3 separate regions of the Homo sapiens genome follow, and regions 2 and 3 are each linked to region 1. A link is an interaction called in ENCODE POLR2A ChIA-PET data of the cell type or tissue named here. Cell type or tissue: K562. All regions are shown on one strand. Links, peaks and the distances in the headings refer to the core of each region. The heading gives the core; the rest is flanking DNA.

Region 1 (7,597 bases), core at 1,414-5,413:
GCTACAAGGATATATGCATTTGTAAACTGATTATACACTTAAGATTTGCATTTCACTTACAGAATTATACCTCAACTTTTTTAGAAAAAGAAAAGTGGCTGGTTATAGAGTTGCTTAAACACTCTGTGTTATTGGAACCCCTGAAAAGAATTCCAGTTCTGCCATGCATCTATGCACACTTGTTCAGCCAAAAGACATGTTCCATAACCCAGAAGTGTTACAAAGCCCTAGCCAGGCGGGTCGCTGGGCCTGTTTGCTTCCTCATCTATAACATGCTGAAGTTTACTGTCTGCTCCACCTTGGTGCCTACCATTGCTATCAAAATGAGGGCGCTTATATGGCAGTACTGTGGAAAGTTAAAACACCAGGCAATACTGGAAAAATAGGAGAGAATAGGATAAAGACTTCCTCCCCTTCTATGATTCTCCAGGGCCACCTCTATCTTCAAACTTCTCTGGGGGACTTAAGGTTGGACCCTTAACTAAGGCCTTTCCAACACCTGTTTAGCCCCCTAAGAGAGCATTTTCTATTGAATCACTACTACTATACAACCCTCCAGCCTATCTCCAAACACTTTTTTCAAAGGCCTGCCCACTGAGAAAACTAAGCCAAATGTCACAACTTTAAATTATTACCACTAACAGGGAGTGGGGAAAACAAAGAAGATACAGAAAACAGCATTTGGATCACCAGCTGGGGAACTCATGAAGAAATGGCAAAAGTTTGGGCACTTCCAAAGCATGTTGTACACATGCTTTCCATCCATCTCCTGCCTCCAAACAGGGACTTCACCAGGCAACAAGCATGATGGCCTTTTACAAACAGCAGCAATTAAAGGGAAATTACTCCTGCCTCCAGGGACACAGGCTGCTCTGTCAGCTTTCACTGTTATACACAGGCTCCTGCAGGCAGGCCTATACTAGCCAGGCACCTACCTGCCACCCTTGGGATAGGGCATGGCAGCAGGATGGGGGTCCCTGAGGGTAACTAACCAAAGTCCCAGGGAGCCCTGAAACCAGCAGACCAAACCCAGTTGCCAATTTGTCAGGGTTGACAAAGTGATACCAAGAGCCAACCATTCAGTCTTTCACTCTCTGGTCTTCCTTAGGACCTCAGTGTTACCAGCAAAAACCAGCCCGTTGGCTTACCTCTCATTGGACCGTATCATGTAGTCAGTAAATTCATGGTCTCCCTTGATCACCTCCAGGGGGACCACCAAGTTGACGTCGGAATCCGTGTTCCGCAGCTGATTGAGTTTAATATTCACTGCGAAGAGGTAATCCCGAACATCATCTATGCCCACCTTCAGGCCCTTGCACACCACATACCTGGCAGAAGATACTCTGTCACTCCACCGAGCAAGGGCTTCCTCCCCATACATTCCTTTTCCCCCAACCCCTTGTGGAATCACAAAGCTTAATGGCTTCCCTGTTCAACCTTAGGCCTACGCACAAAGAACAACACAGACCCTTTGTGGTGCTAAAGTTCCCCTCAAATCCTTCTCTGTTGAGCTCTATTTCTACTCTCTATCGCAGTAGTTCCTAACTTCCCTGTGACAGACGGGCTGTGTCACAATCACCTGGGGAGTCTGTTAAATTATAGACCTAATGAATCAAACTCTCCCAGGAGAAGGCCCAGAAATATGTGTTTGTAACAAAGCCACCGGGCAATTCTGATTGGTTGCATTTTCTCTCACCTTGTGTGTGGGCAGTGTCACACTGGGACCCCAGTAGTGCCTCTGGATAGCGGCTCCTTGCCCCTTCCCAGCCCAAGACCCCTGAAGTGTCCCTACTATTGGTCACTTTCTCCTTGGCCAAGCTGAGAATCCCTCACATAAGCATGGAGCATAAGGCTTGGAAGAAGGAGGCAGAGGCTGAACTGGCATATCACAAGACCAAAAGATCCAGGAATCCTGAATCCTGTTGGCTCTCATCACTTCTTTAAAGTCAAGGTTTTAAACGTAGCTTAAGAGGTCATGCCAGAGAGATGCACCATGATTTGCTGTTCTGACATTTAGCCAATTAATCTGGCTAATATAGAGAGAAAGGCTTCACCTCTCTGAGTTGGCAGGACGGCTGGTAATAGGCTTGAAGAGACAAACTCGTTCAAAGCAGCAGTACAGCAGGTAGACAAGCCCCACACTAAACGGTGTGAACAGGTCAAAGGTTTTACAGATGAAGTGGCCTCCTAGATTAGAGAGAAAACACCAAAAGCAGCCAATGGGTCTATTCCAAGAGATGGGTGAAGTAGTCTTGGGAGTAAATATGACAAAGTCAAGGAAACCAGCACCTGGGTCTGTTAAAACTCAGAGACAATTTAAGGGGGAGAACCATCTTTGGAGGGGACTTTGAGGATTCCACAGCCCTTTCTTCCCTAAATTACTCATTTAGCTACCTGTCCTCTAATATAAGCAGATTTTTTTAACTTCCCCACCAACCCCTTGTACATGTTCTTGTCCAATAGGGCCTCTAAGTGGGTCCTGGGGTGAGGAGACAGCTGAGGAAGTGTCACCTGTCCGGACAATGGACAGCGCCATGAGGAACTGACACAGAAGCAGCTGCTTGCTGAGGATCTCCTGCAGGTTCTCCTGCCCCTCCACCGAGAAACCCTGAAATGAGAGCACAAGGAATGGGGTGGGAAAGAGAAAAGAGAAGGACTAAGAATAACATCACTACCTCATCTTCATCGAGAGTTCTTGAAGTGTTTTCACTGATCACCATCTGATTGATGAAGAAGCAGCTCAGTGTTGAGTTATTTTAGAAGGTCACTGGGCTTGTTAGATGGAGTAAGCACAGGACCCAGGCCTACTACTGGACCAGCTCCACTTTCCTGCTCTGTCATTCTCAGGGGATGGAACCAAGCCTGCTTTTCCAAGGAGATGGTTTAGAATGTGTTTTAACTCATGGGAATCCAGAGAAGAGTAAGGCAGAACAGAGGCAAAATATTGGCTAGTCAGAGGTCAACCACAACATAGGAAACAGAATGCTCTGGTGAGTCCTAACAAGACCAGGGAGTGAGTACAGTGAGAACACTCTGCTTCGGCTTCCCACTCTGGTGAAGGAGAAAAGTTAACTTTCCTAGTCACAGTAATCTCTCTCTGTTGACTCAGGTTTTACTTACAATACCCCCTTTCCTGTCCTAAGACCACGGTGCCTCTTGTATCCAGCTGGCAGACTCTCTGGCCAGGGTATTTACTGAAAGAATGTGTGATGCTATTTCTAGAGTGGTCTCCCTCCTTGTGAGATCCCAGCAGGAGACAGAGTCAGGCTTACATAAAAGTAAAGGAGGCCAGGGGACATCAGGTGGCACAGTGTTGTTAAATGGGTACAGTTTCTGTTTTGCAAAATGAAAACTTCTGAAAATCTGTTGCACAACAGTGTGAATAGACTTAACACTACTGTTAACACTTAAAAATGATTAAGATGATCAAATTTGTGTTTTTTACAATAAAATAAAGAAAAAAGGACGCTGCCCTCTATTAAACACGCCCCAGGTGTCCCTGACTCAGTTCTACAGAAGTGATAGCTAAAGGACTCAGGATAAGAAATGTTTAGGAGTGTCTTCCAGACTTAAAGATGCTTCTCAAAATGCATGCCTGATTATGGGGTCAATTAAAAAAAAAAAAAGCCCAGGTCACCCCTTTACACTGCTGAAGTGCTGAAGCAGAAAGCCCTTGAGCTTCCAACTCTATAGCTGCCGCACAGCAACAGCTGCCTCATTAGCGCTATCAGACTCCCACATCTGCTCAGCCAGAGCAGCCCCTCCCTCACAGCCAGCCCCAAGCCTGTCATCTGTTGTTCCCTGCTGTGCACAGTGCTTTGGTGAGCCTAGGCATCTTTGGATATCATGCTGACATCCTGCCCACCTTCCTTCACTAGCCACACAGCTACTGCTTAAGAGGCCACCCAAAGAGTCCCAGAGGCTTTTCTCAACTCTAGCTATATGATCCTGGAGCAGCTGCCAAATTGTCTGTCCTTCCTCTAGAGTAAGTGGTGGCTCACTCCAGAAAGGAATGCCTGCATTGTCAGATTACTGGGTGAGAGCTTCTGCTGAACAAAGCTGCAATGGGCTTCCCTCTGTGCCTCAAGCAGCTGCCCATAGACAAGGCCTCTTGAACATTCACTTTAACCCAGCCCTGACAAGAGCCTCCTGTGGATTCCTCTGTGCTGCCGTCTTTGGTTAGGTGGCCATCTGTCAGCCTATGAGAGGCTTACAGGTGACCATGTATAGACAGCCTCCACCAGGAGCAACACCAAGATCACCCTGCTCCAGGCAAAGGTATCCACAACATCAGTCTCTACACAATTATCATTTAAAAAATGTATAAAAAGAATAAAAATGCATTCTCTACAATCTGAACTGTGAAATACCATCTTTGGGAGCAGCTAAAGAACCAGATAAAACAAACAATTCTCAAACCTCTAAAATAACAAATCCTTAATGCATCAGTCTATGGAAAAAAGGTAACCTACCCCATCAGCCATCAGAAAATGGACACCCTTGCGATCTGTGTTATCCAGGACAAAATTCCGAAAAGCAGAGATGTTCTCTGGGCGGGTGATATCTCCATCTCCATCAATCCCACCCTCACCTGTCAGAATACAAGAGTCATAGTGAGTTCATCTGCCCTATACATGTCAGGAGCTGGGACACGAGTGCTCTGGGTCAGTGAAGACGGGCATCAGGTGTCTCAAGAACTAGGGCCCATCCTGCAAGGCTCCCTTACAGTGATGGACCAGGAGGAACAACAGTACTCTGCTATAATGAAACACAGTCCCAAAGGAGTTGACCAGTCAAAAGTCATCAACTCGTGGAACTTTCTCTTTAAGACCCAAGTTGTGTTTAAGGCACCTACATTTAGGCATCAATTTTGTAATAAGGACTGTTCAGAAAGGACTTAGGATTTGCTGTCAAATTACAATCAACATAGAACAGAGGGACTGCTGTGGGTTGCTGAGCTGTCTGCAACCCAGTGCATTCTGCACCTGGCACAGAGGGCGAGAGATGGGCATTGGGTTTATATTTGTTAAAAACCCTGCCAGTTCTCAGCCAGAGATCAGGCAGTTTCATTATCTCCTGCCACCACAAAAGCAGAGTGTTCCTGAAAGGAGGAATTAATAGGGCCTTGATGAGAATCTGCTGAGGGAGTGTTTGACCTGTATTCTGCAGGCCCAGGGTAAAAAGGGATAGTCCAGAGGGAACCAAGATTCTGACATGAACTGTGAAGCCCAGGGTAAGAGACCTAGGAAAGAAAATATGGCATGTGGATAACAACTGCTTCTGACCTGAAGTCCCCATAGAGGGGCTGTCCCTCATACCTCCTAGTACCCTCCTCAATGTCCCTACCATAGTAGGGTTCGAAGAGTTCACTGGAAGCAGAGTAGAAGTCCTCCAGCTTGAAGTCATTAGGGCCCTTCAAAGTCATTCCAAAGCCCTTTGCATGCCACTTCTTCCTCCACAGCACATACTCTGAGAAGCCACCTGGGCCTGCGCAGACATCAGCAAAGTACAGAAGCTCAGCTTCCCGGTCCTTCACCAGTGGCTTCTGCAAAGGCAAGTGGAGGACAGGAGAGGAAGGAAAACAAGACAGCTCAATGGGCAACAGGAAGGAGAATGCAGGGAGAGTAAAATAAGCCTTTCGGCAAGTACAATCCAGAGCTCCCACCAGAGCTACAGCACCCAGGAAATGTATCTTCTGGTGATTAACACCCTTTAGTGTTGCCTCACCCACCCTCAAAATACCCACAATGCCTATCACATCACCAGGCCTAGCTCAGACTCCTCATAAAAACATCTTCATGGAGCCAGGCGCGGTGGCTCAAGCCTGTAATCCCAGCACTTTGGGAGGCCAGAGAGGCAGATAGCCTGAGGTCAGGGGTTTGAGACCAGCCTGGCCAACGTGGTAAAACCCTGTCTCTACTAAAAATACAAAAAATTAGCCAGGTGTGGTGGCGCACACCTGTAAACCCAGCTACTCGGGAGGCTGAGGCATGAGAATTGCTTGAACCCGGGAGGCAGAGGTTGCAGTGAGCTGAGATCGCGCCACTGCACTTGAGCCTGGGCGACAGACCGAGACCCTGTCTCAACAAAAACAACAAAAAACATTTATGGGTATCTGACTACATTTTTTATCTCTCAGAGTGTTTTCCTCACCATATCCTGCCTTTCAAGAGTCCTACTGAACAGAATATGCCCCACATATACAGATAGGGAAAAAGAGGCACCAAGATACAAAGTCACAAAGTAATCTGTTCACAGCCAGTCTGCAACAAAGCTAAATCAGGGTCCAGTTGGCCTAGCCACTAGACTCAGGTCTTCCTGTCCAACCAAAGGCTGGGGGGCTCTAACACCCTCTCCCAGCCACAGGAACCTTCCTTTTCCCATCATAGCCTCTGTCTTCCTTTCTCCCCTTCCTCCTTGGCTCTCCCAACCACCTTTTAAAAAATCCCAAATAACTTTTTATTTTGGAATAATTTTTGATTTACAGAAAAGTTGCCAAGATAGTACCCCTCACCCAGTTTCCAATTTTGTTAACACCTTACACCATGGTATGTTTGGCAAAACTAAGAAACCAACATTTGTACCTTACTATTAACTAAACTCTAGACTTCATTTAGATTTTCACTAATGTTCTTTTTCTGTTTGGGATCCAATCCAAGACACCACACTGCATTTGGTCTCTCTCCTTTTTGCACTCCCTTTTTTCTTCTCCTGCCCAGCGCTGGGTGTGGGGTTGGGGCAGGGCACAGTCAGAAGCTGACAAGACAGAGAGGGAAGGAAATACTGTTGTGCAGCAACAGCAGCTTCCAGGCAACGCTCGGAGCACCCAGCCAACTCAGGACTGACTAATCATCATTTGAATTTTGGCATAATTACATTTGTGGCCCCTTGAGTAGCTTTCGCTCTCTCTCCCCAGGTTTTTTTGTTTTTTTTTTTTTTGGCAACGAGGTCTCACTCAGCCCATGCTGGAGTACAGTGGTACAATAATAGCTTACTGAAACCTTGAACTCCTGAGCTCAGGCAATCCTCTTTCTTCAACCTCCTGAGTAGCTGGGACCCCTGACACACACCACCACGCTCAACAAATTTTTTTTTTTTTTTAGAGACAGGATCTTGGTGTATTGCCCAGGCTGGCCTCAAACTCCTGGACTGAAGCAATCCTCCCACTTCAGCCTCCCACAGTGTTGGAATTACAAGTGTAAGTCACCATGCCCAGCCTAGCTTTATCTCTTAACCTCACATTTATGCTGAACCCAGTACTGGACCATATTGTATGTTTATACTTCTCTTACACAAATGCTAGGTATGCTCTTACCCACACCTGAGCCCTAGACAGTGAAATTCTACCCACCCTCCACAGCAGACAGGATGAACCATTTGCACTGGTGACAACAACAAAAGGTTGAGTTCTACAAGTGAGTAACTGCAAAAGACTATAGTTGGCCTCAGACCATGATGAACACTCAAGCCAGAAGGGGCTTAGGGACCTCAGTCTTCCCTCTCTACAGGTTCGGCATGGCTGAGTGCTGGTCTAGAGTTCTGCAGCTGCTAGATAACGATCAGAAAGCTTTAGGGGAAACAGTCCCAAGAAAGAAAT
Region 2 (7,597 bases), core at 2,384-6,383, 230 kb before region 1:
ATGTCCCATCCGACATTACAGGATGGGAATCTGCTTCATGGGTGGGCGGGGGCTCTAGGTCAGGGGAGGAGGTCGGTTAGAGAGGATTTTGTTAGCAGGAAAGCATCCTTGAGGGGGTGGGCAGGGGAGAGCTGAGAGCTACTTGGCTAGGCCTGGCTGTGAGCTGCTGGGACCAAGGTGGCAAAGCCTCATTTAGAGCCTGGTATATTAGCTCTGCTTTGCTGGAACATGGAGGGACAGGCTGGGGGGGAAGGGGGGTGGAATCTGTAGGGAGAATGGAGGGAGCTAATCACAGCCGCCAAGGCCCGGCAAATGAATGATGCAGGAAATCAATACCTGGGGGCGGGAGTGGAAATCCGGGCAGTGGTAGCAGCCCCAGCTTCTCCCAGCTGCCCAGGAGGCATGGGGGAGGGCCTGGGAGGAGTGAGACAGAGGCAGGAATGTGGAAGACACCCCCACCCCAAACACCACTGCCCCCACGTCCCTGCCACTCCCCCCTGCCCCCCTCCCCACTTTCATCTCATGGCTGGGCTCATGAAAGGTGGGCTAGGAGATGACCCACCCGGTGAAGACAGAGGACCTAGGAGATGAAGTCTTGGGCCTCTCAGTCCTGGAAGAGCCCTGCCTCACCTCCCACCTCCGGACATCTGAGCCTGACACGGTCCCAGGTATCGGGTGTGTGTGTAACTGCCTACGGGCCCTGCCCTGTGCGGCAGCTGCTGCCGTTCCAGATGTGGCCAGCAGGGGGAGGGCTTGGCCGCCACATTGCATCTTGCCTTTCCTGGGCTCCTGTGGGCCTCACCCTATCTGAGGGATGAGTTATGCTCATTCCTCAACCTGGGGCTGAAAAGGGTTCCTTAGGGCCTTCTGGAACTCCAAGCCTCCCTCCAGCTCCCACGTACCCACCCCGGTGTCCCTAGGCACCTGCCCGTAGCCAAAGCCGCACTTGCTGTAATCTCAGATGAATCAGGTTTTCCCTAGGCGCCAGCTGGATGCTGGGGCTCAGCTTAGCCTAGTGGGCTCTTGCTCTGGTAAGGCTGTGGCAAGGGGAATGGGGGTGCTTGTGCCCTTGCAGAAACGCCTCTGTATAAACCTGGCGCATGGCCCCTCTTCTGCATCTTCTCCCTGTGGTCAGAAGACCCTGCTTTGCAAGCATACATCTGCTGCTAGAAGGTACTATGTACCAAGGGGCTTCTCTGGTATTTAAATGCTGATACAGGAGGCAAGAGCAAGGCTTAGCTCAAAGGAATGAATATTTTTGTTTTTCAACAATGAAATCTCATTTTTCCTCAAGTCTATGAATAACACTATGAGTAACTACTATGAGTAACATGTGCTCTTTGCAAAACAATCAAGGAATACATAAAAGTATAAAGAAAGAAAGTAAACCTCACTTGATAACCCACCATTCGTTTGGTCATGGTTTTTTCAGGGATCCTTTTGTGTGAGGGGGAATGAACCTTTTAGGGAGGATTGTTGGTCAGAACAACAATCCCTTATAAGTGTGTAAGTGCCACATGACTTACCAGGCATTTTCATGCCTCTGCAGCCTTTGCTTCCATGACGTTCTGAGAGGTCAGCACAAGGGGTACTATTGTCTCCATTGAACAGATGAGAAAACTGAGGTTCCAAGAGTTTTAGTGACCTGATCAACATTGCACAGCTGGTAAGAAGTAGCCCTAAGACTCAGTCCCACCGGATCTTCTGATTTGCAGGGAAGGAAAGCAGTGTGGTGTTCCTTTCACTCATCATTCATTAAATGTTCACTGAGCCTCTACCTTGAGTAAGACTCAGTTCTGGACATTGGCAGGGCTACTGAGATGAATAAGATGGAAGGAGAAGGGGAATCACATGTAAGGTAGGGGGAGATTTTGATAAATGTCATGTAGCAAGGGCGGATAAAAGGTTGTGAGAATTTGAAGGTTGAAGTAATTGCTTCCAAGGCCTTGTGGAAAAGAGAGCATTTGAACTGGCCTTGACAAATAGAAGTAAGGATTGAGAGGGGCATTCCAGGTGGAGGGCACATTGTGGCAAAGGCCTGGAAGCTAAGGAACCCGAGTGTGTGAGGAGTTCGTGAGCTGTTCAGTTGGGCTGGAGCATAAGCTGAAAGGGAACTGGGGCCGTTAGGGCTGGAACAGTAAAGGATTTTTTTTTTTTTTTTTGAGGTGGAGTCTCGGTTACCCAGGCTGGAGTGCAGTGGCACAATCTTGGCTCACCGCAACCTTTGCCTCCTAGGTTCAAGCAATTCTCCTGCCTCAGCCTCCCGAGTAACTAGGACTACAGGCACACTCCACCACACCCAGCTAATTTTTATATTTTTAGTAGAGACGGGGTTTCACCATGTTAGCCAGGATGGTCTCAATCTCCTGACCTTGTGATCTGCCTGCCTCAGCCTCCCAAAGTGCTGGGATTACAGGCGTGAGCCACTGTGCCTGGCCAGGAATAATATTAAACATTGCTAACATTGACTGTCCAGCCTGTGATCATAAGTATGCATTATCTTCAGTCTCATCACAACTCCTTGAGAAAGTCATTTATCAGTCCCTTGTCCAAGTGGCAGACCTGGACTTGAACCCAGAACTGCTCATTGCAAAGCTGTAAGGAGGATGTCAAACAGGGAGCTGGGTTGATGCAAGCCATATTATGGGCCAGGTAGCCATGCCGCTGTGTGTGGGAGGAGGCCGTGCTGGAGAGACTGTCAGGAGGCTTTGCAGTTGTCCAGGGGAGTCCTAGGGAGCTTTGTGGGCATCTGCAGGAGGTGTGTTCCAGGCAGAGGAATAGCCGCTGCAAAGGCCCTGGCCTGTTGGAGCAACAGTGAGGAGTCCAATGTGGCTGGAGCAGAATGAGCCAGGGGGAGTGCAGTAGAAGGTGGGGCCAGAGAGTTAGTAGGTCCAATCATTTGGAGCCTTGAAGGCTATGAAAGGATTCTGGATTTTGTTCTGCATGAGATAGGGGACCATGGCAGGGTTTTGAGCAGAGAAGGGACATGAACTGACACCTTTTTAATAGAACCTCTCTGGCTGTCATGTAGAGAATAGATGGTAGGGGTTTGAGGGTGGAGGAAGGAAACCAGTTAGAGGCTGTTGCAAAAGGCAAGACACAAGATTGTACCATCATTAAGCACTAAAAGTGTATCGGAAAGAGTTCAGGCAAGGAATAGGAGCTGCAAACGGCTCTGAGGTTTGGAGCTGGGAGACTTGGCACACAGTGATAACAGGTTGAACAAAAGCCACTGGAAGTCAGACAGGTTTGGGGAAGTGAAGTAGTTAAGAGCCTCGACCTCTGCATAAGAAACCTGGGTCTGAATCCCAGCTCTGCCCCACACCAGCTGTAAAAGCCCAGGAAGTTACATCTGCTTTCTAAGCCGTGGCTTCTCCGCTTGTCAGATGGAGATCATCGTACTCACTGCGTGGGCTTGTGATGAGACGGTGCTTAGGAAGCTCTGAGCACAGTGCCTGGCACGTAGCAAGGCCTCAGTAAATAGTTTTAGTGACAATGTGAGTGAAGTTTTGAACTTCATGGGATTCTGGCACTGGCATGTCTGGGGGGGATATCGACAAATCGGGTGGACAATGAGCACTGAGCTCAGGAGAGAGATCAACTCAGGAGAGGTAGATTTGCACATCTGGATTTATGTCTGCAGAAGGATGTGGGTTGAAACCATGAGGTGGAATAAAATTGCCAGGGATTAGAAAGTAGAGAGAAGGGATTGGGCTGAGGCCAGAGCCCTGGGGAGCACCAATGTTTAGGGGGCGGGAGGAGGCCTGAGAGGGGACATGACCCGAGGGTCTGTGACAGAGTCTGTGAGAGGAGGAGGAGGAATGAGAAAGGGCCACCGGGGGACTGGGGAGCTCGGGGCAGCTGCAGCACAGAGTGGGGCTCCTCAAACTTTCCCGTGCACAAGTCTCCCCTGGGATCTTGTGGAAATGCGGATTCTTGATTCAGCGGGGCTGGGGCTGGGCTGAGATTCTGCGTGAATCTGGTGGTGCCGATGCTGCTAGACCAGGGATTGCGCTGTGCAAAATGAGGGCTTCAAGTAAGAAGTCTGGACTCGGGTTGGAGGGCCAGGTGGGCAGCCTGTTGCCTCTGAGGGTCCTTGCCCAATGGCCTCGCCTCTCTGAGCCTCAGTTTCCCCATGTGAAGCCTGGTTTAGGCACGCTTACCTTTTGGGATTACAGAGAAGCCCAGGAGTGATAGCACTTTGTAAACTCGAAGGTGAACTATGGGGACTCCGTTTCACGAGAGCAGAGAGGGTGGCAGGCAGATGGCAGGGAGCTCCGGGTGTGGGTGGCATGTGGCAACAGGAGGTATAGGCTGTGCTTTTGAGAAATGTGGCAGGCCAGGGAGGCTGGAATAGCAGCTCCCCTTCCCCAAGCCCAGCCTTTTGCCTGTGAAAGGCTGGAGCTGCAGGGGTGGGTGACCTTGGTGGCTGGGTGGTGGCTTGAGCAGACTCGAGGGCACTGCTTGGCTGGCTTTGAAGATTCCACCCCAGGCTCTTCTTGGTTCCTTTCCAGGCCCAGAAACTCAGCCGAGATACATTAATTATCTGGAGGATTGGAAGCTGTGTAGAAAAGTGGTTCTCAGCCCTGGCGCATGTCAGAACCACCTGGAGAGCTTTTTCAACAACAGATGCCCAGCCCCACCCCGGGCCTCCTGAATCAGAAACCCTGCAGGTGGCATCAAGGCATCTGTGGTTGTAAGAGCTGTTTAGATGATTCTTGGGCACAGCTGGTGTAGACAGTGTGTCTGAAAAAGCCAGACCAAAACAGATGTCTTCTTCCCTTGGACTTTCTGAGGGCATTTCCTGGTTTTCCAGGTTACTGCCCAAGCTTAGTTTCAACAAAGTTCATCTGAACCCTGGAGTCTTGGGAAAAAAACAAAATCCACTGATTATTTTCTAAACTGTGAGCAAGGAGGCTTTCTACTTCAATGGTGCTAACTGGAGGGTCCAGGCCAAGAGCCCAGGAGACTGGCCCCTTTTCTGGCTTCTAACCAAGGGACCTCCCTTGGTTCTCTAGGTTTGGCTTCCCAAACCTAGAGAGATTGAAGGAGTCTCCTTCAGAAACACAGTTTTCTTTGATTTTTAATAGGTAAATTATGGTACCTTTTTGAAATGTGGCCCTTTTGTTTATTCTCTTTCCTGTTTGGTTAAGAATAAAGTGAGGCCAGGTGCTGTGGCTCACACTTGTAATCCCAGCACATTGGGAGGCTGAGATGGGAGGATCACTTGAGCCCAGGAGTTCCAGACCAGCCTGGGCAACATAGTGAGACTCTGTCTCTATTACAAAAAAACCAAAGAAAGTGAAAATTTCAGAGCTGGAGAACAAAGTAGCAATTCAATGTAAAACCAGCAAAATTGATTTCATTTGAGACAGGGTCTCACTGTCTTGCAGGCTGGAGAACAGTGGTGTGATCATAGCTCACTGCAGCCTCGATCTCCTGGGCTCAGGCAATCCTCCCACCTCAGCCTCGTGAGTAGCTGGGACTACAGGCATACACCACCATGCCCGGCTAACTTTTTTTTTTTTTTTTTTAATTTTTAGTAGAGATGGAGGTCTCACTATGTTGCCCAGGCTGGTCTCAAACTCTGGGCTCAAGTGATCCTTCCACCTTGGCCTCTCAAAGTGCTGGGATTACAGTTGTGAGCCACCATGCCTGATCAAAACCAGCAAATATTTAATGAGTACCCACTACGTGTCTGGAAGGGTGGTGGGTCTTGGCTGCAGAGGTGAAATGACATCTGTCCCCAAGGAGCTCACAGCTGAGCTGGTGAACACACAGCCTTTTCTAATGCCCTCATTTTCCAGATGGAGGAGCTGAGGTTCACATTGAGTGACTTGCCCAGGGCCCTACAGTTAGGCGGTGGTGGAGTCAGGGTTCGAACTCAAGACTGCCCAATGCAAAGTCCAGTGCCTGTCTACTTCCCCAAATGTGAGGTTTCTGAAGGCATTCCCTGGCAGATTTTTGTTCCCCAGCCTGTGCTGTGGCAGATGGGTTGGCCCAAGGGAGCAGCATAAGGACCCCCCAGGCCTGTTTGCTAGAAAGAAAGACCTGACCAGAAAGGCTTAAACAAATGATGACTTTCTCAAGTCTCAAGGTAGGTTCTCAAGGCTCCTTTCATCTTCGTGCTCTGCTCTTCTCATGGTGGTGGTTCTCAAACTTGGCTGCATGTTAGAATAACCTGGAAGGTTTAAAAAGTCCTGATGCTGGCTAGGCTCAGTGACTCACACCTGTAATCCCAACACTTTGGGAGGCCAAGGCGGGTGGATCTCCTGAGGTCAGGAGTTTGAGACCAGCCTGGGCAACATGGTGAAACCCCGTCTCTACTAAAAATAAAAAAATTAGCCAGGTGTGGTGGCGGACACCTGTAATCCCAGCTACTCGGGAGGCTGAGGCAGGAGAATCGCTTGAATCAGGGAGGCCGAGGTTGTAGTGAGCCGAGATCACGCCACTGCACTCCAGCCTGAGCAACGAGAGTGAAACTCCATCTCAAAAAAAAAAAGCCCAGGTTGCACAACATACCCATTAAATCAGAATGTCTAGGGGGTGGAAACCAGTCATCTGCATTAAAAAAAAAAGTCCCTACGTGATTCCAGTGTGCAGCAAAGGTTGGGAACCCTGCCTTTTGACATTTTGCCTCAAGGTCACCAAAAGGCTGATGGGGCTCAGCCATCATGAGACATTCCAGGAAGGAAGACAGCAGGAACCTTTAAAAGGCAGGCCTGTCGGCTGAGTCTGCTGTCTTTAAGGAGCTTTCCCAGAAACACCCTGCAGTGACTTCTGCTTACATCTTACTGGCCATTCTTAGCTTCAAGGCAGGCTGAGAAATAGGGTTTTTTAGATGGGCACATTCCCATCTGAGAAAATATCTGTATTCTGTTAGAAAGAAAGGGAGAGTGGGTATTGGGTGGGTGATGAGCAGTCTTTGCCACAAATACCCGTTTTAGGGGCAGTTGGTGTTTCTTGAATGAAAGGGGATTTAGATGAATGTGAATGACTGCTCTCCTCCTCACTCACCCCACTCTGCCAGCCTATCCTCACCTCGCCCCACTCTGCCAGCCTAGCTCAGGTGGGGTGGGGGTGGGGGTCCTGGCTGCTCTGAAGATGCCCAGAAGAGACCTGAGGAAAGACAGCGACCTAGAGGAGGGGGATGACTTGCTTGGGTCACCCAGACATTCAAGTGACAGTCCCACCAGCTTCCCGTCTGCCAGCGCCCCCCGACACTGTCGGTTCACATGTCCCTGGGATTGTTGATGTCTACCGGTTGGTACCTCTCTCTGCTAGCAGGTGTCTCCTTTCAGCCCCGAAGGCAGAAGAGCTCTGTGGTTCCAGAAAAAGCAGCCTCCTGATTTCTGGGAACAGAGACGGATGGGCTGTGTGAGAGGCTCTGGTCCGGAGGTGATCTAACTCATCTTTCTGCCTCTCAGCAGGCCCACACCCACATGAGACCAAGCAGCCCCACTGCTGTTTGCTCAGTGCCTCTGGTCCTTCATTTTGGGAAGTTCTTCCTATTGACCTTGTTTCAACTTTCTGTAACAACTTATCAGAAAGAAAGATTCAGGAACGGAGACCTCTGAGTTGAACTTGAGTAACTCCT
Region 3 (7,597 bases), core at 2,384-6,383, 320 kb before region 1:
CCTCCACCTCCCAGGTTCAAGCAATTCTTGTGCCTCAGCGTCCCAAGTAGCTGGGATTACAGGTGCGTGCCACTGCGCCCAGCTAATTTTTTTTTTCTTTTTTTGTAGAGATGGGGGTTTCACCATGTTGGCCAGGCTGGTCTTCAACTCCTAAGCTCAAGTGATCTGCCTGCCTCATCCTCCCAAAGTGTTGGGATTACAGGTGTGAGCCATCACGCCCAGCCCCAATTAATTATTAAATATTTCCCACTTAGTGTTAATCATGTCTTTCTACTCCTATCTCCACTCACCCAGCTCTTCTCAGAGACAATCACCTTATCAGTTTCTTCAGTCTGCTTGTGAAGATATTATGTACAGATCCATAAATACACGTATATTCTGTTTTATACAAACACACACTGTCCTGAATTCTTTTTTTTTTTAGACAGGGTCTCACTCTGTTACCCAGGCTGTAGTGCAATGGCGCGATCTTGGCTCACTGCAACCTCCGCCTCCTGGGTTTAAGTGATTCTCCTACCTCAGCCTCCCGAGTAGCTTGGATTACAGGCTTGCGCCACCACCCTCGGCTATTTTTTTATTTTTAGTAGAGATGGGGGTCTCACCATGTTGGCCAGGGTGGTCTCAAACTCCTGACCTCAAGTGGTCCGCCCGCCTTGGCCTCCCAAAGTGCTAGGATTACAGACATGCGCCACCGTGCCCAGCCTGTCCTGAATTCTTGACAGTGTGTCGTGGTGGTGGCTCCATGTCAGCACACATCAAGCTTTCCTCGCTTGTTCCCTTGAATGGATTATAACACGTACATGCAGCACCTACTAAGTGCCAGGCACTGTGCGTTTGCTGAGCAGTGAGGTTGTAACAACAACCCAGCCAAAGTTACTGCCTTCCTGGGGTTTACAGTCAGGGAGACAAAGATAAGAACACAGACAGGTGCCTTTGTCTCCTGGTAAGTTTTATAACGGGAGAACTAGAAAGGCAGAGGAGTGTTGGGAAAGGATCCCGAGGGAAGTGACAGTACAGCGAGGCTGGGCGCCAGATGGGGCCCGAGTGGGCAGGCAGGAGAATTTCAAGTTGAGGGAACTTGCACAAGGCGCAGACATAAGACGCTATGATTCAATACGGGGAAGTGTAGGGGGGCTGATGGCCCTCCTGTCAGCCTTGGAAGGAGTGAAGGACTTTAGACTTGATCCGTGCAGTGGAGAGCATCCAGTGGGCTCAAGTGTGAGTGACGTGATCGGGCTCGTGTTTTGGAAAGATCCCGGTGGCTGCTGTGTGGGAGGAAGATGGATGGGATGAGGGGCCGCAGATGCAGCAGGGAGGCCAGCTGGGCACTCCAGCCATAGGCCTTGCCACTCACCTCGCCGGCTTGGCAGCCCACCCAGCCGTTCCCATGTGGGCTTGGGGTAATCATAGCCTTTTCTGGCCACATTGCCTCACCTCCAAAATGAAGCAGGGAGACGGATTCACTCAGCCCACAGCTCACTCATGACCTCAGCCTCCTGCTGGGTAGACCCAGGAGTCATCCTGGGTCCCCCGTCCCTGCCTGCCCACCTCTCCAGACACCTTTTCCTACCTGGATGCTTTTATGCAGGCTCTGCGCTCCCCTGCCACCAACGCTGTAGCCCCTCATCTCTTCCCAGTACTTCAGTGCTGGCCCCTGTTCATCACTCAGCCAGCTCCTCTCCTCCTCCCTCTTCCGGTCTTGCAGGTCAGCTCCTGTTCAGGAAGCCACTCCCTCTCTCCTGGTGGTTATTCAGCCACTTCTTAGGGTCCCTGTTCCATCCAGGTTTCTCTGGCTCCCCAGCTTATGTCTGGGTCCAAGGACGCCCAACTTGGTACCTCTTATGAACAGGAACTGGTGTCTCTCCTATTAGGAATTGTTTTTCCAAGACTGGGGGCTCTCTCTTCCTAAAGTCTCCAGTCTCTATGGGACTGAGATGGCCTTTCCCAAAGCTTCCAGGAGAACATCTCATCTGGTGCTGGTTTCTGTCCTCCACTTTGCTTTGTGCCTGGAAGGCTGACCTCTACGACTGCATCACTGGACTCTCTTGCCCTCTGGCTTTTAATTGGATGCAGGCAATGGGAGGCACTGCTGTAGATCTGAAGGCAGGAGGAGATAAAGCCCAGGGCGTCTATCCACCCCCTCCCTCGCTGCCAGGCGGCAGTTTGGGCAGCGGCTACATTTCTCTACCAAGGCTGTAGGCTGCAGCTCCTGTTGCGGGGGCTGCCAGCTCCCATGGCCACAGCTCCCGCCCTTTCCCTCTCCTCCTGGGATGGTAGCCACCCTGGGTGCTTTATCATAGTTTCCTTAAAGCTGCCCCCCACCTCTGTAAATAGCCTCTTCATTTATGCCCCTTCAATGAAACCTTGGCGTGTTTCCTGTGTTCCCTGCCAGGACTGACTGATACACTCCTCAACCCCCCACCGCCTCCCTCTCCCTCCACCCTCTTGCGGGGCGAGAGAGTTTGTAGATCTCCCTTGGTCACTGGTGATTCTTCCCTTTGAGCTTGCACAAGTTGCTTATGCTCTCAGTTTTCTCTTGGGAAAAGTGGGAATAATTGTCCGACTTCATTCCCGGGATGTTTGCAAGGATTCAACGCGTGCTCGCGAGTCGCGTGCGTGGCACAGTGCCTGGCCTACGGCAGAGCCTCGGTAACCATCGGCTCCTTCCCCTTGCGGAGGGGCTTCCTCCCCACACCTGCCTGGAGCTGACCTGGGGAGAGCGCGCGCTCTGAGACGGGAACTTCGGGACAGAGGGAGTGCTCCTGAGGACAAATCCTGTTTAAAACCACACCTGTGACTGCATTAACCGAGAGAGTGCCTCTCCACGCTTCATTTGCCTTTTAAATGAAGAGTGGGATGGGCTGTGAGTGGGGGCTCTGCTCATTACAGGAGGACAGAAGAGGCTGCGCGCCCTCCGCAGGCCCACGCTGTCCGCCATTAGCACAGCCCGGCCCGGCGCTGCTCGCACATTAGCCTTCAGGAATAAAAAGAATGATTTCGTAAGTCAAGAATAATTATTTCGACCAGCTTTCCTCCTCAGCTCGCTACTGCGCCGCCTGGGCTGCGTGTGCTGGCTGACAAATTAATTTCTATTATTTATATTGGGCTAGAGAGGAAGCACAGCCCGGGGAAGCGGGGAGCAGGGGGCCTGGGGGAGAAATGAGAGATGGAGATGGAGAGACAGGGGCAGGGAGGTGGAGACAGAGCAGCACAGGGAGGGGCGGAGAGGATGGGAAATGCAGAGACAGAAGAAGGGACGGTGTCTGGAGGAGGATGAAGGAGCCGAGGGGCAGGCTGGGTGAGCTCCGGACTTGGAAGGGCTGGGCCTGGGCCCTGGGGGTGTGGGCTTCGGCTCTGTTTCCGCTCCTCTGGGACGGGCACACAAGCCGGCTGGAGTCAGCTTCTCCATGAAGATCTGCCAGGGAGCCGGCCTCCCCATCCTCCGCATTTGAGACATGCTCTGGCATATCATTGAGCACTCAGGGAGAATGCTCTTCAGGGCCCATCAAAATGCACAGAAATGTCTCTCTCCCGGCCTCCCAGCCTCCTGCCATCCCCAGGCCTCCTCCCGGGAAGCCTAAGAAGGTCTTATTGAACTCACCCCACCCAATTCAAAACCAGGGGCGGCTTGGAGAAAACGTGCCCCTACCCACGAGTTGCCGGGTGGACACAGGAAGCAGAGCTGCTAGCAGGGTGTGCTGCTGGGGACTGGAAGCTCACACCCCTGTCCCTGAGCAAAGACTCAGGACGTGTGCCTTCAAAGGGATAGTGGGCAGGGTCGGCCTCCCCAGCCCCACTTCCTGCCAGGATGCACAGCCGGAGTTAACTGAGCTACCCGAATCTTAGACCTGCATCTTTTAAAATGATATATATGAGACATTTATTTATTGACTTTCTCTTTTGTTAAGAAAAATCTTAAGGGTACAGCGGGATGAGTTTTTACATAGTATACACACACTCACATAACACTAACCACTTAGATCAAGATAAAGCACTTCCAGCACCCCCAGAAGTCCCCTCATACCACAATCACCATGAGCTCAAGCTCATCCCCTCATCACCTTAAGGTAACGATTATTCTTTTTTTTTTTTTTTTTTTTTTTTTTTGCCAGAGTCTTGCTCTGTCGCTCAGGCTGGAGTGCGTGGCGCAATCTCGGCTCACTGCAACCTCCGCCTCCTGGGTTCAAGCGATTCTCCTGCCTCAGCCTTCCAAGTAGCTAGCTGGGATTACAGGCACCCGCCACCATGCCTGGTTAAGTTTTGTATTTTTTGTAGAGATGGAGTTTCGCCATTTTGGCCAGGCTGGTCTCGAACTCCCAACCTTAAGCAATCCACCTGTCTAGGCCTCTCAAAGTGCTGGGATTGGCCAGGTGCCAATAATCCCAGCACTTTGGGAGGCTGAGGTGGGCAGATCACGAGGTCAGGAGATCGAGACCATCCTGGCCGACATAGTGAAACCCTGTCTGTACTAAAAATACAAAAATTAGCTGGGTGTTATGGCGCGTGCCTGTAATCCCAGCTACTCGGGAGGCTGAGGCACGAGAATCACTTGAATCCAGGAGGTGGAGCTTGCAGTGAGCTGGGGTCGCGCCGCTGCACTCCAGCCTGGCGACAGAGCAAGACTCTGTCTCACAAAAAAAAAAAAAAAAAAAAAAAAAATGCTGGGATTACAGGACTGAGCCACTGCACCCGGCCAAGGTAATTATTATTCTGACCCCTACCACCACAAATTAGTTTTGTTGGTGAACTTCATATAAATAGAATCATGTAGTATATATCTTTTTATGTTGGCTTCATTTGCTCAACTTATGTCTGTCTATTGTCCATGTTGCTGTTTGTATCGGTAACTCATTATTTTTCACTGCTATAGAGTACTCCATCATATGAACGTTCCACAAGTCATTCAACCCTTCTCCTGCTGATAAGTAGCTGGATTTTTTTTCAGTTTTTGGCTATTATGAATAAAGCTTCATGCACATTCTAATACCTGTAACATTCTGCACATTAAGAACAGTGTGACCTTGGGCAAGGTGCCTAACTTCTCTGAGCCACAATTTTCTCATCTCTAAAATGGGAGGGAGGGAAGGTATTAGCTATCACATTAGGAAATCATGAGGGTTAAATGGGATAACACATGCAAAGTGTCCAACACAGTGCCAGCAGGTGCTTAATAAATGTCATTTCTTCTATCCCCATAATCTGTGGGAAGCTGGGAAAGAAGGTTGCTATATAGAATTTCCAGCCTGGGACCTGAGGTCAGAAAGACATCTCAAAAGCAACCACCACCGAATCAGCTGGGCATTGTGGCAGGTGCCTGTAATCCCAGCTACTCGGGAGGCTGAGGCAAGAGAATCACTTGAGCCCGGGAGGTGGGGGTTGCAGTGAGCCGAGATCGCACCACTGCACTCCAGCCTGGGCAACAGAGTGAGACGCCGTCTCAAAAAAACAAAAAGCAATCACCACCACCACAAAGTAATATTAAGAGTACCCATGACCATTTCTCGAGCACTCCCATGGCTGGTACTGTGCTGCAGAATTATATTGTTGTTTCTCCAATCTGTGAATCATCTGCATCTGTGGCAATAGGCAGCATCTGTGGCTGCTCCCTGAGACTTGATTCTCTGTGGCCTTTCAGGCTTCCTCGAGCATCAGATCAGATTCCCATCTTAAAGATGTGGGGGAGGCCGGGCGTGGTGGCTCACATCTGTAATCCCAACACTGTGGGAGGCTGAGGTGAGCAGATCACGAGGTCAAGAGATCGAGACCGTCCTGGCCAACGTGGTGAAATCCCGTCTTTACTAAAAATACAAAAATTAGCCGGGCGTGGTGGTGTGCACCTGTAGTTCCAGCTACTCGGGAGGCTGAAGCAGGAGAATCACCTGAATCTGGGAGGCAGAGCTTGCAGTGAGCTGAGATCGTGCCGCTGCACTCCAGCCTGGCAACAGAGCAAGACTCTGTCTCAAAAACAAACAAACAAAACAAGATGGGGAAACTGAATCCCAGAATACTTTAAAAGATTTGCTGCAAATCACTCCATCCATTTTGATCAGTTATTTACTGAAAGTAAAACACGTCTCTTTCACTCCTGGGACTTCTCACACCCAGCAGAGGGTCTAGCTCAGGGGGGTGCTCCTGTTTGTAGAATAGGTGGAAACTGCAGCCCTCTGTGCCCGATCCTTCCTTTTGGGCAGCCCCAAAAGGGCTGCTGCCCACCACCCCACTCTGCACCTGATTTCTCACTGAGAGAGGCCTCTTTGGCCTTAAACTGCTGTGACAAACAATGGAGAGCTTTACAGCCTGTCCTGAAAGTGAAAGAGGTCTGGTTCAATGTACTAAAGAACCCCAGCATCCTGGGATGATGGGAAACTCCCAGGGGTCATCCCATTTGGCCTCTGGCCTGGGGGTCAGTCCCAACTGGATCAGTGGCCTGCCTGCCTTCCAAAGCCCTTGGAGAAAGGGCTGCCTTTCCCCATGTTAGGGATGGAGGTAGAGGAGACCTGAGGTTAGGAGGTTACAGCCGACTGCAGTTCAGCTTGTCCCGCTGCCTGGGTGGCCTCGGGCAAATCACTCAGCCTCTCTGGACCTTGCTTTCCTTGTCTAGGATAGGTCCTTTCTAGCTAAGGGGAGTACTTTGGAAGAGAGGCAGGAGCCGCTTCACTCCACTTCAGAGATTTGGCGGGGGGTGTAGTGGGGAAGCAGTTCAGGCTGCAGTAGTTCCACTCAGGGCCTTGGGCTGCTCTCCTCCCTTCCTGCAGCCATTTGGAGGAGGGGCCACTAACTGTGAGGTGGAGGGCTGCTAATGAGCCCCCTATGGACCTCAGAGACAGCGCTGATGGCACTAAAGGACTTCCCTGAGTTTCCTTAAAAGCCCTGATGGCAGAGAAGCCTCCATTAGCAGGAAGATTAATTATCAGACAGATCTTGGCCACTCCCAAGGTGCCCCTAGCTGCCCTTGCTGCGCCCTCAAGTCAGAGAGGATGGAGTTTGGATGTTCCCACCCATGACCTGCCCTATCTGATCCCAGGTGAGAGAGCAGGGACAGGAGATGGGGGTCTGTGGGTCTGGGCCTGGAGGAAATAGCAGGGAGACAGAAGGACGGGGGATGGGGGCAGGGGGAGGGGCCTGTAGGGAGTGATTGCAGAGAGACCCCCAGGAGAATGTAAAGTAAATGCAAAATATGCAAACCATTAGTGATTAGTTGTGGGTCAATTACTCAGGTCCTCTGAGTCATAAGTTGGCAGCTGTGCACTCCAAGCCTCTGATTGGGCCCAGGGGAGGGCCAGCTGGCATGACCTTGGGGGGCCTGGCCCAGGACCTCCAGCCCCTCAGGTCACCAGCCCTTCTGGGCAGCCTCCCAGGCCACCACCCCTGGGCAATAAGGGATCCAGGCAGCTGGAGGATCAGAGAAACCTCTGTTCATGCTACAAACCGCCCCACCTGCTCCAGAGCACAGGCAGCCCTCAGCCTCAAGGCGGCCATGCCAAGCTCACCCACTGAGGGTACTGGGGCCAAGTCTCTTCTCTCCCCTCCCCTTTCATGGTGTGCAAATTTCCCTTCTTCCCTCCCCCTCCACCCTACCCTTTTCCCTCTGGCCTCT

Evidence for each region. Peaks named below come from ENCODE experiments on the same cell type or tissue, not always from the same donor. Only the 100,000 strongest peaks of a DNase experiment are listed, where the experiment ranks them.
Region 2: POLR2A ChIA-PET joins it to region 1 with 5 read pairs; 2 of 35 experiments call an interaction of 5 or more read pairs at or near these places.
Region 3: POLR2A ChIA-PET joins it to region 1 with 5 read pairs; 2 of 35 experiments call an interaction of 5 or more read pairs at or near these places.

The regions. Positions count from the first base shown.
Region 1 is chr6:37,456,560-37,464,156 of GRCh38, reverse strand. It overlaps CMTR1 (cap methyltransferase 1), which reads right to left. Exons shown (of 24, transcript NM_015050.3): 9 at 5,347-5,545; 10 at 4,473-4,591; 11 at 2,512-2,608; 12 at 2,055-2,187; 13 at 1,149-1,328. Among named protein-coding and RNA genes, the nearest start is that of CMTR1, 27 kb to the right of the region's middle. RefSeq lists an enhancer at 3,674-4,328. In K562, for the core only: no CTCF peak of the experiment used is centred there; a DNase peak (open chromatin) is centred at 3,766.
Region 2 is chr6:37,685,338-37,692,934 of GRCh38, reverse strand. All of the region lies in intron 1 of MDGA1 (MAM domain containing glycosylphosphatidylinositol anchor 1), which reads left to right. Among named protein-coding and RNA genes, the nearest start is that of MDGA1, 8.7 kb to the left of the region's middle. In K562, for the core only: no CTCF peak of the experiment used is centred there; no DNase peak of the experiment used is centred there; H3K27me3 peaks cover 3,331 bases.
Region 3 is chr6:37,779,298-37,786,894 of GRCh38, reverse strand. No RefSeq gene overlaps it. Among named protein-coding and RNA genes, the nearest start is that of ZFAND3-DT, 36 kb to the left of the region's middle. In K562, for the core only: no CTCF peak of the experiment used is centred there; no DNase peak of the experiment used is centred there; H3K27me3 peaks cover 3,857 bases.